Linked DNA regions of Homo sapiens: region 2 is linked to region 1. The links are chromatin contacts, found by Hi-C or POLR2A ChIA-PET in ENCODE. All regions are on one chromosome and are shown on one strand. The core of a region is the stretch at or near the end of the contact, and the rest is flanking DNA. Distances in the headings are between cores, read along the strand shown. Region 1 holds the start of PPA1 (inorganic pyrophosphatase 1). Region 2 overlaps NPFFR1 (neuropeptide FF receptor 1).

Region 1 (5,497 bases), core at 1,550-4,049:
TAGCTGGGCGTGGTGGCAGGCGCCTGTAATCCCAGCTACTCTGGAGGCTGAGGCGGGAGAATTGCTTGAACCCGAGAGGCGGAGGTTGCAGTGAGCCGAGATCGCACCACCGCACTCCAGCCTGGGCGACAGAGCGAGACCCCATCTCAAAAAAAAAAAAAAAAGAAGTAGGAAGAACACGAGAAGAGAATGTAGTCGTGGCCTGGCACCGTGTCTCACGCCTGTAATCCCAACACTCTGGGAGGCTGAGGTGGGCAGATCATTTGAGGCCAGGAGTTCGAGGCTAGCCTGGCCAACATGATGAAAACACATCTCTACTAAAAATACTAAAATTAGCCAGGCATGGTGGTGCATGCCTGTGATCCCAGCTACTCAGGAGGCTGAGGTACAAGAATCACTTGAACCTGGGAGGTGGAGGTTGCAGTGAGCCGAAATCACACCACTGTACTCCAGCCTGGGTGACAGAGTGAGACTCTGTCTCAAAAAAGAAAAAAAAAAAAAAGAAGAGAATGTAGTCGCAAGCCAAAGAAGGAAATTAGAGACACCCAACAGGGTCACCCACAGCAAAGGGGACAGGATATGGACTGAAAAGTGCCACTAGATTTGGTCACTGAGTGAGAAAGATAATATTTGAGAAGAGATGGACTCCTTCTTTGTCAAACTAATGTACTTAAGAAGGTATTTTCCACCTTTACATTAATTCCTCTACCTATCCGTCCAGCAAAGATTCACTAAACATCTACTCTAGGCTGTGTACTGTGCTAGGCCCTAGGGAGACATGGTAGACCAAGGTCCTTTTGGGCCTATGGGCTCACTACACTTGCCTGCAAAGGAAAGTTACAATTCACCAGGGCTGGGTGTTTTACCAGACCTGATAATGACTGGCTCTCTGAATACATTCGATGAAACAAGAGCCAGTGTGCAAGTCTGGAGGTCAGTGAGACTTTATTATCTTGCTCTGAGCTGGCAGGAGGCAAAGGGAAAGTGTATGTAGAACATTATTATTGCATCACTGCTGTCTTCTTAAGTCAGTCACAGATGAGAGTCTGGGTTTTTCCAAGAAAATTGGTTCCATCTGCTCAAAGGCAGAAAAGTGATAGAGCAGTTCAATCAAAAGAGCATCCCCTTAAAATATTCTTTGAACTTGATCCTACTTTTTTTTCTGAAACAGAGTCTCGCTCTGTCACCCAGGCTGGAATGCACTGGCGTGATCTCAACTCACCGCAACCTCCGCCTCTCGGGATCAAGTGTTCTCCTGCCTCAGTCTCCCGAGTAGCTGGGATTACAGGCGCGTGCAACCACGCCCAGCTAATTTTTGTATTTTTACTAGGGACAGGGTTTCACTGTGTTGGCCAGGCTGGTTTCCAACTCCTGACGTCGGGTAATCCGCCCACCTCGGCCTCCCAAAGTGCTGGGATTGAAGGCGTAAGTCACCGCGCCTGGCCTTGACCCTAATTATTGACTAAACTATTGCTTCGCTAATTTTTTTTCCTGCCCTTCTGTTTTAACAGCAGTAAAACAGTGTGGTGAAATGTTCAAAAAATCAGTGAATCACAGCCTTCTGAAAATTAATGGGTGTCAGTGAGGTTTGGGAGTTGGATGGAGACAAAGGGAGCGACACCATAACTAACTGGAGATCTTACTAGGTTTTCATTTAATATTCATTTTTTACAATAGACATTGTTTGGAAAAAAGGGTTTAATTCAAAATGTCATTAAGGCACATTATCTTTAATGTTCTAGAAAAAGTTATTTAAAGAAATCCTGGCCATGAAATTAAAATAAATAAATAAATAAAACCAGGCATTCTTTGAAATGTGAATAATAATTTGCTAATTTATATTTAGGATTGTGGATATACTTTTTTTCTTTTACATGTATTCCTGGGGAGGTAAGTGATGCAAATATTTTCCCACTGCCTCAATCAGACTTTAGTTTTTGGGGTCTGGCCTGATATGATGGAATATAAACAGGAAATCAAGATCAGAAGAGCCTGTCCCTGAGAACACTCCTTCACGGGACTCTAGCTCACGCCTGGACCTTCCCAGTGCTTCCATCTGAAGCCCCTGGAGACCCAGGTGGGTTAAGTAGGGTGGCAGGGGGGATGGAGGGGGCGGGGGGCGCGGGGGCGTAAATCCTCCCCCACTGGGGAGGGTGACAGTAACAACTTCCAGATTGTTTACAAAGATACAGGCTCTGCTTCAGGCATTTGACGTGTATTAACTCGGGTAATCATCCCAGTAACTCATGAAATAGTTATATTATTATCTTCACTTCCCAGATAAGCAACGGAGTGAGAGAGATTATAGAAAGTGGAGAAGCGAGTACCTTACTAGTAGCCACTAGGGGTGTCAGTAATATGGCTCAACTTTGTTACGACGGATCAGAAAAATGCTCACCTTTAAGACCGCAAGCAGAGCCTGTCTGGGGAAGCAGGTGACTTATCAACGCCTTTTGAGATAAGGAATAGGACTGCGGGGAGGAGTGTGTGAGAATCAAAGGTGAGTTCCCTGTGTGCGTGGTCGGCGGTCAACTCCTAGCTAGTCCAAGCTTAGAGCCTGCGCATTTGCCCTCCCGGGTCAGAGCCCAAAGCCGAAGGAACAGAACCAGCGCCGGCGGCAGCCACGTGGCCCAGCCTCTGAGCCCTAGCTGCCATCGCGGAGGCTGGGCCCGAGGGGCGGGGCTGGGGAGTGCGGACACCCGGGCCTGGCGGAGTGCGCCTGCGCACGGGGTTGGCCCGGCGGGGGTGGGAACACTAGCAGAGCCGCGTTAAAGGCGCTCCCCGCCCCGCCCGCCGGTCCAGTGCTCGCAGTGCGCAGGCGTGGGGCTCTCTCCTTGTCAGTCGGCGCCGCGTGCGGGCTGGTGGCTCTGTGGCAGCGGCGGCGGCAGGACTCCGGCACTATGAGCGGCTTCAGCACCGAGGAGCGCGCCGCGCCCTTCTCCCTGGAGTACCGAGTCTTCCTCAGTGAGTGTCTGCGGCCCGTGGCCCCTCCGCGCCCGTCCGCCCATTCATTCCCGGGCCTTGCCTCCCCGGGAGGGTGCGGCCCGCGCTCGGCCCCAGGTCTCCGACGCGGGCCCGTCTCCTCGGGCGCGTTGTGGGGCCTGGCCGGCCTCACATTGCATACTTGCCGCCGCCGGTCGGGGCGGCGAGGGTCGCCTCCGGCCATCCCTCCCCGCTGAACGGAGATGGTCCCTTTGTCACGCCTCGGGGTACCCGAACCTGGGCCCAGCTAGTTTTGCAGGTGTCTGGCTCTGACAGGGTCTGTTGGGAAAAGGAAATCACCGACCCACCCTAGAAAGGTGCTTGGAAGTAACATAATTCCCGTAAGAGGATTGCTCAGTTTGGAGAAAAGGCGACTCCGGGCCGGGGGGGGCAGTGACTTCCTAAAGACCTTAATTCCGCCGCCGTAGCTCAGATTATCGGCGCTGAGCGGAGCCAAGTCCACCCCCTCGTTTTACAGACGGGAAAACTGAGGCCCGGATCGGGAGCCGTCTGTGAAGGCGCTGGACCGGTCCTCCGCGGCCCGGTCGTGCTCCTGCCTCTGCGCCGCCTGTTTTCCCTCAGCGCCGATGCTGGGAATGCTCCTTATGAAACAGAAAGCTGTTTCCCTCAAATCAAACAGATGACGTCAGTCTGGAAACAAGACTGAGAAAGTGCCAAGTTTTTACCTTTGCAGGATTCGGCGTCTAGGGGGTACCTACCCCGGGTCCTGCACCTAGGGCTGCACGGGGAAACCGGGAGGCTGCATGCTGGCGCCCTCCACGCTCCTTAGGGCACCACGTTTTTTTGGCCTTGTAGGTGGAGGAAAGCTACTTGGGGTTTTTCTTTATCCTCTTACTCCCCCCACCCCCAGCTACTAGGAGTAGATTATGGGCGATAACGGAGGCGTTCGTAAATGTGTCACCACAGGCGCTTCTATTGTAACCTCTTTACAGTTTTATTTGGAAGGAAATGGGCAGGTGCCTCGAACTCTGAGTTGGTGTATGAAGGAAGGGGAAGCGGGGAGTAGAGGAGACGAATGAATAGGCATTGAAGGAACAAAAAGTAGCCTGGTGCGGGAGGAAAAGGAAAGCGAACTGTAAAGCTTACACATCTAGCCAAAGGTTAACTATCAGGTAAAATCCAGGAAGGGTGAGAACTACCCCCCACTCTCCATTTTATTTAATTTTGCAATTAAGCAGCAAGGACAGTCCAGTAACTTTTGACTAATAATTCATGGGACTGTTTTTCTGGAAATAGTGTTGGCTCCAGAATTTCTCTGTAGGAAAGGCTTACAGAGGTGACTGTCTGGTTTGAAGGTGAGGGGTGGATCTTCAAGCTATATATGCAGAACAAACACACTGCTTTTACTTAGGTTATTTATTTGCAATTAATATTTGGTGGCCGTTATGGGAGACCAAAGCTACTCCTAGAATTTGGCACTAGCTGAAGTAACTGTTTTTATCAAGTGGAACTCTCTGGAACTTAAGAAATACTAATAATTAGAACCCACTACATAGTTATCCAATTTTAAGTGCTTTATCCTTCCTTAATAGAAATAAACTTTTTTAAGCTTTATAATATTACATTTGTCAATTTCTTTAAAACTGATAAAGGGCTGGACAGACTGCAAAGTCACAATTGGCCCTAAAGGGACTTTTATGTTTTATTGTTTGTTTTTTGAAACAAAGTCTCGCTCTGTTGCCCAGGCTGGAGTGCAGTGGCATGATCTTGGCTCATTGCAACTTCAGCCTCCCGGGTTCAAGTGATTCTCCTGCCTCAGCCTCCCAAGTAGCTGGGATTACAGGCACTTGCCACCATGCCTGACTAATTTTTGTATTTTTAGTAGAGACGGGGTTTCACCATGTTGGCCAGGCTGGTCTTGAACTCCTTACCTCCAGTGATCCACCTGCTTTGGCCTTCCAAAGTGCTGGGATTACAGGCGTGAGCCACCGTGCCTGGCCTCCACTTTGATTTTTAAACTTGAAGGGATGCGATGTGGACAGTAGGTTTCCTAAAGAATACTGAAGAAGTTTTAAAATTACTTTTTGGCTATAGTTAGGCCTCTAGAATATATTAGTAATATATATCTAGAATATAATAGAAATTATTTGTGAAGATGTTTGTTGCAACTTGATTATCCTTAAAGAAAGTCATAATCTAAGATGGCTGGCTGTCTCTGGGAACACCACTTTTAGCAACATTGTTTAGTAAAGTGGTCCCCTCCCTTCCTCCCAAGTACTTCATAATGGTTCTGTAAACTTAACTGATGTAAGATCAGTCCAAAACAATTTAATCGCCTTTTGTGTCCTCAGTAGTCTCTGCTCTCACTATAGAGATTAGTACTTATTAGATGCCTACAGAGTGCATAGGATGTAAACCCAGCCTAGCCTGGGAGTACAGTCAGGAGAAGTGAAGTATACAAACAGTTTTTCTAGTGTAAGAATAATATCTTGGTTTAAAAATGTGTACTGGTCGGGTGCAGGGTGCGGTGGCTCACCCCTGTAATTCCAGCCCT
Region 2 (5,552 bases), core at 2,278-4,777, 41 kb before region 1:
AGATCTGGCTTTTATTCTTCAGGAAAGTTACGGGGCAGGGTGGGGGGTGGGTAGGGGAGGTCCCAAAACACACTGACTATGAGATAGGTCTGGAGTCCCTCTTGCTGGATACCCTGGGACGTGGGGAGAGGGGGATGATTCTGGGGACAGGGGCTCACTCTTGTTCTGGCTCCTGGGAGCAGAATTGGGACTGGTGAGGGAAGGTTGCAGTAAGACAACTCAACTCAACCTCAGGAAGAACTTTCTATCACTCAGGGCTGGCCCAGCATCTGTCTCCTCACCAGTTCCCATATCCAGCTTGAGCAAGTGGAGGCTGACAGGTCTCATGACTGACTAGGGGACAGAAAAGATAATTATTGGGTGGCTGGATTAAAACAATGGCCTGGAGGGTTCTCTGAGGGCCCAGAAGTCTTCCCCAACATCTAGAGACAGACACTGCAGTCTGCCAAGCCCCCTGCAGAGTTGCTATGGTTAGCCGGGCAGTAACCCTCATTTGCCTTCCCCTCTGGGCCTTAACTGTGATGTTATGCTGTGGGACAAGTCAGCAGAAGGGCAGCAAATCAGATCTGCTCCCCAGCCTAACCCCAGCCCCACCCCAGCCCAACCCCAGCCTTTCTGGGAGCCCCCAGGGGCCTCCACAGCTGCCTACCCATCCCAGAAGCTCTGTGGCTGAGAGAGGCCCAAAGGCTGGGAGGATATACACCCGCACTGGCTGGAAGTGGGCACAGCTATGGGGAAGTGGCCATGTACGGAAGGGGGTCACTGGAGAGAAGAGGGGACAGGAGCATGCCAGCTGGTGTCCCTCCAGCACAGGACACAGTAGATCTTAGAGGTCCAGATGGATGCTGCTTCTCCATATGCTCCTTGGAAATGCTCCTGCCAGAGTCTCTGTGCCCTGTCCTTTTCCACAAAGCATATCATCATCCTGGGGCTGCCCACCAGCCTGGGAATTGAGCAGGGAGACAACAAGACCCCCATTTAATAGATGATAAAACTGAGGCCCAGGAGGCACAGATTGCCCTGGTTTGAACTGCAGCAGGTCTGCACAAATGGTCTAGATTCTGGGGACACTGTGGGGCTGCAGCCTCCATGAAGTCTAGCTTTCCAGCTTTGTCCTGAAGACCTTCCACGCCTTCCTGTCTTACTGGGAGGGAAGAATGGGAAGGGTCTCAGCTGCTGCTGGGGAGGCAGAGGCCAGATGGGTGTAGGCCTGGTTCTCATTGGGACCATGATCTGTCTGATGACAATCTGTCCTGCTTCCAGCAATGAGTTGAGGAGATATACTTACAATAAGTATTTCTACTACAATCATTGAGTGGCCCATTCTACTGTAAAAACTCTGGGCTGTTAGAGCCAGGCGGTCTATGTAAGCGGCTGCTCAACTCTGAGTTCACAAATGAAGCAACTGAAGCAACAGTGAGTGGAACTGACAACACAGCTAACTTCTATCAGATCCCCTTAAGACACAAACATAAAGAATTAGTCTACAATCCCAGCACTTTGGGAGGCTGAGTCAGGCGGATCACTTGAGGTCAGGAGTTTGAGACCAGCCTGGCCAACATGGTGAAACCCCGTCTCTACTAAAAATACAAAAATTAGCTGGGCTTGGTGGTAGACGTCTGTAATCCTGGCTACTCAGAGGCTGAGGAAGGAGCATTGCTTGAACCCGGGAGGTGAAGGTTGCAGTGAACCCAGATCGCGCCACTGCACTCCAGCTTGGGTGACAGAGTGAGACTTCATCTCCAAAAAAAAAAAAAAAAAAAAGATACAAACATAAAGAATTAAATTCGGTCTCTCATGCTCAAAAGCTTTTTGTAGCTCTCTCGTTAATAACTGAAATTGCATTATTAGAGCTTTCCTTTTTCTAATTTAATGTCTGACTCCTTTTGAAATGCAAAAGCCTAAAAGAGACACAGCGCTTTGTTATGAGTCATTTCCTCATCCATGTGAACAAGTTTATCAGAATATTTCCTAAAAGAAGATTCTGCTAGGGATGGGGAGAGAGAGAACGTTAAGTAACCTAGGACTCCAAGCAGTGATGCCTCGTTAGGAGGTAATGGATCTCAAAGGGGTTAGGTGTCCTCTTCTATTATTTCTCAGTTGAGCACAGAGTGACCCCGGTTCTGCCTTTGGCCACTGTATGCCTGGTTTTAGGCAAGGTTTTAGGTGATACATGCACTGTTCATAAAGTGTCAGCTTTGTAGCAGAAGCCTCAGGAAGGCAAAGTTCCTTCCAAATCAAGGATCCCTAATTGCTGCTAATGGACCCTAGAGGTCTTTATATGTGACCTGATGATACCCAAAGAGGATGAGAAAATGGATGGAGATGGCAGAGCCTAAGCAGGAGCTCAAACTCAGAACAGGCGTCCTGGCTTATTTGATGCACCCTGAATCCCAGAGCCCAGCAAAATCTGGAGGTCTACCACTACTGCATGCTGTATTCTTAGAGCAAGTCTCTTTTTGTCTTTGAGTTTTGATTTTCCTGTGAAATGAAGATAATTCTCCTTTCCTTGTCAGAGATAGCTTGATGTTGTACAAAACAAATTTCAAAAATAATGGAAATACTATCTAATAGCACCTATGGGATACAGCTAAAGCAGTGTGTCTAGGAGAATTCATAGCCTTTAGTACCTAACTTATCAACATACATTAATCATATTTATGTTCTAGGCCCTGTGCCAGATAATGAGGAGCATTTCAAGCTGAACAAGGCATGCTTTCTACCCCTAAGACATTTCTAGTTTAACTAAAAGAAAAAAAAAATCTCTACACTTAGCTGAAGCAGGACGTGAAATGTGGCCAGCACTGCAGGTAAACTGAACCTGCAGACCTTGAGGAAGCAGCCAGCCATTGAACCCGGAAAGGTGCTCCAGGGCATATGTTTAGCCTTTCCAAGAGAAAGAGAGAGGGAAATCCCTGCCTCCCCTTTACTTTCCCCTCCTCTCCCACCTTAAGCCTCTTCCACATCCACTCTCTAAGGCCTGGAATTCTTTTAAATAGACTGAGAGTACAGGCTCAGTATGTGATAAAGGCAGTTCAGTTTTCACTATGAGGTAAATGATTTGTATCAGAACCTTTTCTGAATACAATTTTTGATGGGTAAAACCGGAGACCTCCTGCAGGAAGTAAGGAGAAATAAAAAGGCCTCAGAGTAGAAGAGAAGTATAAAGAGGGGCTCGCTTGGGGGCTCCTGATGGCTGTATTAGCAACTCAGCCCTCAAATTCTTTGGCCTTTGCCAATCCAAATGATTCTTGGAAGGGCAACCTGCTCTCATTCACCAAAAAGAGGTCAGGCTTGCAGAATCCATGTTGCTGTGGTGGGTGCCTGGGATGGAGGGGCTTTGGTTCAGCCTGCAAGAGGAACAGTAGGAGGTTATAGTTCTCAAGAGGCCTCCTTCCTCCTAGATCCTCTGCCACATCCACTTTTTACTTTCCTAAGCAGTACTAAGAAAGCTTTTGCCAAGGCTTGCTTCCCTGGGAACAAACCCAAATGAACTGAAACCACACTGCGACCTACTGGTTCCCCACAGCTGCCTGGCAGATAGCTAATGCAGTCAATAAGCAGTCTGAAGTTCTGCAAGGCCCTTTGTAATTTACTCTGCTGTCTCTCTGAATGTATTAACAACTCCATGAGGTTGGGAGAGGCAGGAAGCCCAGGTCATCCACATTCGAAAGCCAAGGAGAACACAGGGATGAAGTAGATCTCCCCAGTTCTCTTTGGAATACCAAGAGGTGGCATGGGGGCTTAGGGTCTACTATCATCAGTCTCCCAGCCACCCCAAACTAACTATACCTCCCTTTAAAAATTGTACTAAAGCAGCTCTAAGACAAGTTCCCAAGCTTCTCCTCCAAACCAAGTTTCCCAGCCCCCAACCTCTCTCTCTCTCTCTTTTTTATTTTCAAGATGGAGTCTCGCTCTGTTGCCCAGGCTGGAGTGCTGTGGTGCGATCTCAGCTCATTGCAACCTCCACCTCCCGGGTTCAAGCAATTCTCCTGCCTCAGCCTCCCAAGTGGCTGGGATTACAGGCATGTGCCACCACGCCCGGCTAATTTTTTGTATTTTTAGTAGAGACAGGGTTTCACCATGTTGGCCGGGCTGGTCTCGAACTCCTGACCTTGTGATCTGCCTCCTTCCATCTCCCAAAGTGCTGGGATTATAGGTATGAGCCACTGTGCCCAGCCCCCAACCTCTGTTATATGCAGTCAGTGACCACCATGGGGCCAGCTCTCAAGGCCACGCTTTCTGATTCCCAGGTCAGTGTCCTTTCCTCTCTGCATTAGCACAGTCTCCGTGGAAGATTACATGGCCTGTTAAGAGACAGCGTGTGGGATGGTGTTGGGGAGGGAGGTGGGCACAAACATCTAATCTAGGGAACAGGAAACTTGGGGGTCTATGGTGCTACCCCTGCCCATCTCTAACACTTTCTCTGACCCTGGGATTCTGAACCTGGACTCTGCAGACTCCCAGGAGGTCCATGGATGACTAACTTGAATCCCCTTGTATTCACCAAGACACTAGGGTTATAAGCAACAGAAACGAGTGCTGGCCAACCTAACCAACACTGGGAATCCATTGGAAGGGTGTGGGGAGGTCATCCAATGGAAGGAAAAGCTGTGTTATGAAGACTCAGAGGCAAATCCAAAGCAGAAGAGGTCTGATTGGCATCCTCTGGCCAGCGGTTGGTGCAGACACCTGATGGACGGTCCCTCAAAAGCTCCATGTGAGGAGGAGGCTGACTCCCCAGGGGAAAAATCAGTACTCGAGAAAGAAGGGCTCATGGATGCAGGGTGAGCCCAAAACCTGATGCCCAACACTGCCTTGAAAGTGTGTGCCAAAATCCAGGGCTCTTTTTGGGAGCGGATCCAATGCTTTTGGAGACCATAAATTCCTCCAGACAGGAACCATTGATTGGCATAACAAAAGGAAGCCCTAGGAAAGCATCTGTGAAGGAACCAAAATGCATCAGAGTCTTAAAGAATTTGATGACCCCCAAAATGTTAAGCCACACTAAACTTGACTGTGAGTGGCGGGAGGGCAGGGGCTGTATGGTTCAGTGGTTCTCAAATCCGGCTACACATGGAAATCACCAGGGGAGTTTTTTGAAAAATACCAGTGCCTGAACAACCCCATCCCCTGCCCATCATCCATCCTTCCCTACCACCCTGTAGAGATTCTGATCCAGTTGGAAGGGGCAGGAGCTGTATTGTTAAAAGCCAGGTGATTTTGATATGAGTCAGGGCCAAGAACCAGTGACATCATCAGTATTTTATCACACGTATCAGTTTCCTTCTGATTAGAAAGGTTAAATGCAAGCTAGAAAAACCGAAAATAAAAATCACTTGAGGAAACACCACCCCTTGTGGACAAACATTGTTATTTTTTCTGTTCACCTACAGTTCACATAAACGCACACTTTTTATACAGAGTACAGACTTATAATGCATGTACATACTATTTTGTAACCATTACCATGTCCCATGGTCAATACTTTCCCTCTCATCCTGAGACCTCACTCTGTTCCTTAGGGTAAACCGTGAGAACTGGAATGGCTG

What was found. Hi-C counts contacts between places; a loop is a spot of excess contacts on that map. ChIA-PET counts read pairs that join two places held with the same protein, here RNA polymerase II (POLR2A). Pooled maps may share reads with other maps.
Region 2: a map of naive thymus-derived CD4-positive, alpha-beta T cell shows a loop between it and region 1 (8-fold over the local background). The contact joins the enhancer-like site here to the promoter of PPA1 in region 1. A Hi-C loop is called at or near these places in 28 of 168 maps with a recorded cell type or tissue (B cell, CD14-positive monocyte, CD4-positive, alpha-beta T cell and 20 more), 26 of 37 single-sample maps with no recorded cell type and 27 of 50 pooled maps. POLR2A ChIA-PET finds 5 or more read pairs at or near these places in 29 of 52 experiments (A549, A673, B cell and 23 more).

Annotation. Positions count from the first base shown.
Region 1 is chr10:70,230,731-70,236,227 of GRCh38, reverse strand. It overlaps PPA1 (inorganic pyrophosphatase 1), which reads left to right and starts at 2,799. Exons shown (of 11, transcript NM_021129.4): 1 at 2,799-2,964. The coding sequence starts at 2,901. RefSeq lists a silencer at 2,588-3,157.
Region 2 is chr10:70,272,797-70,278,348 of GRCh38, reverse strand. The region is part of intron 1 of NPFFR1 (neuropeptide FF receptor 1); the gene reads left to right. Among named protein-coding and RNA genes, the nearest start is that of NPFFR1, 8.4 kb to the left of the region's middle. RefSeq lists an enhancer at 5,115-5,214. Within about 2 kb of position 3,527, at least 6 of the 41 ENCODE cell types and tissues checked have a DNase peak (open chromatin) inside an H3K27ac peak, as active enhancers do; they include breast epithelium, dorsolateral prefrontal cortex and heart right ventricle, where a contact is called at or near this core.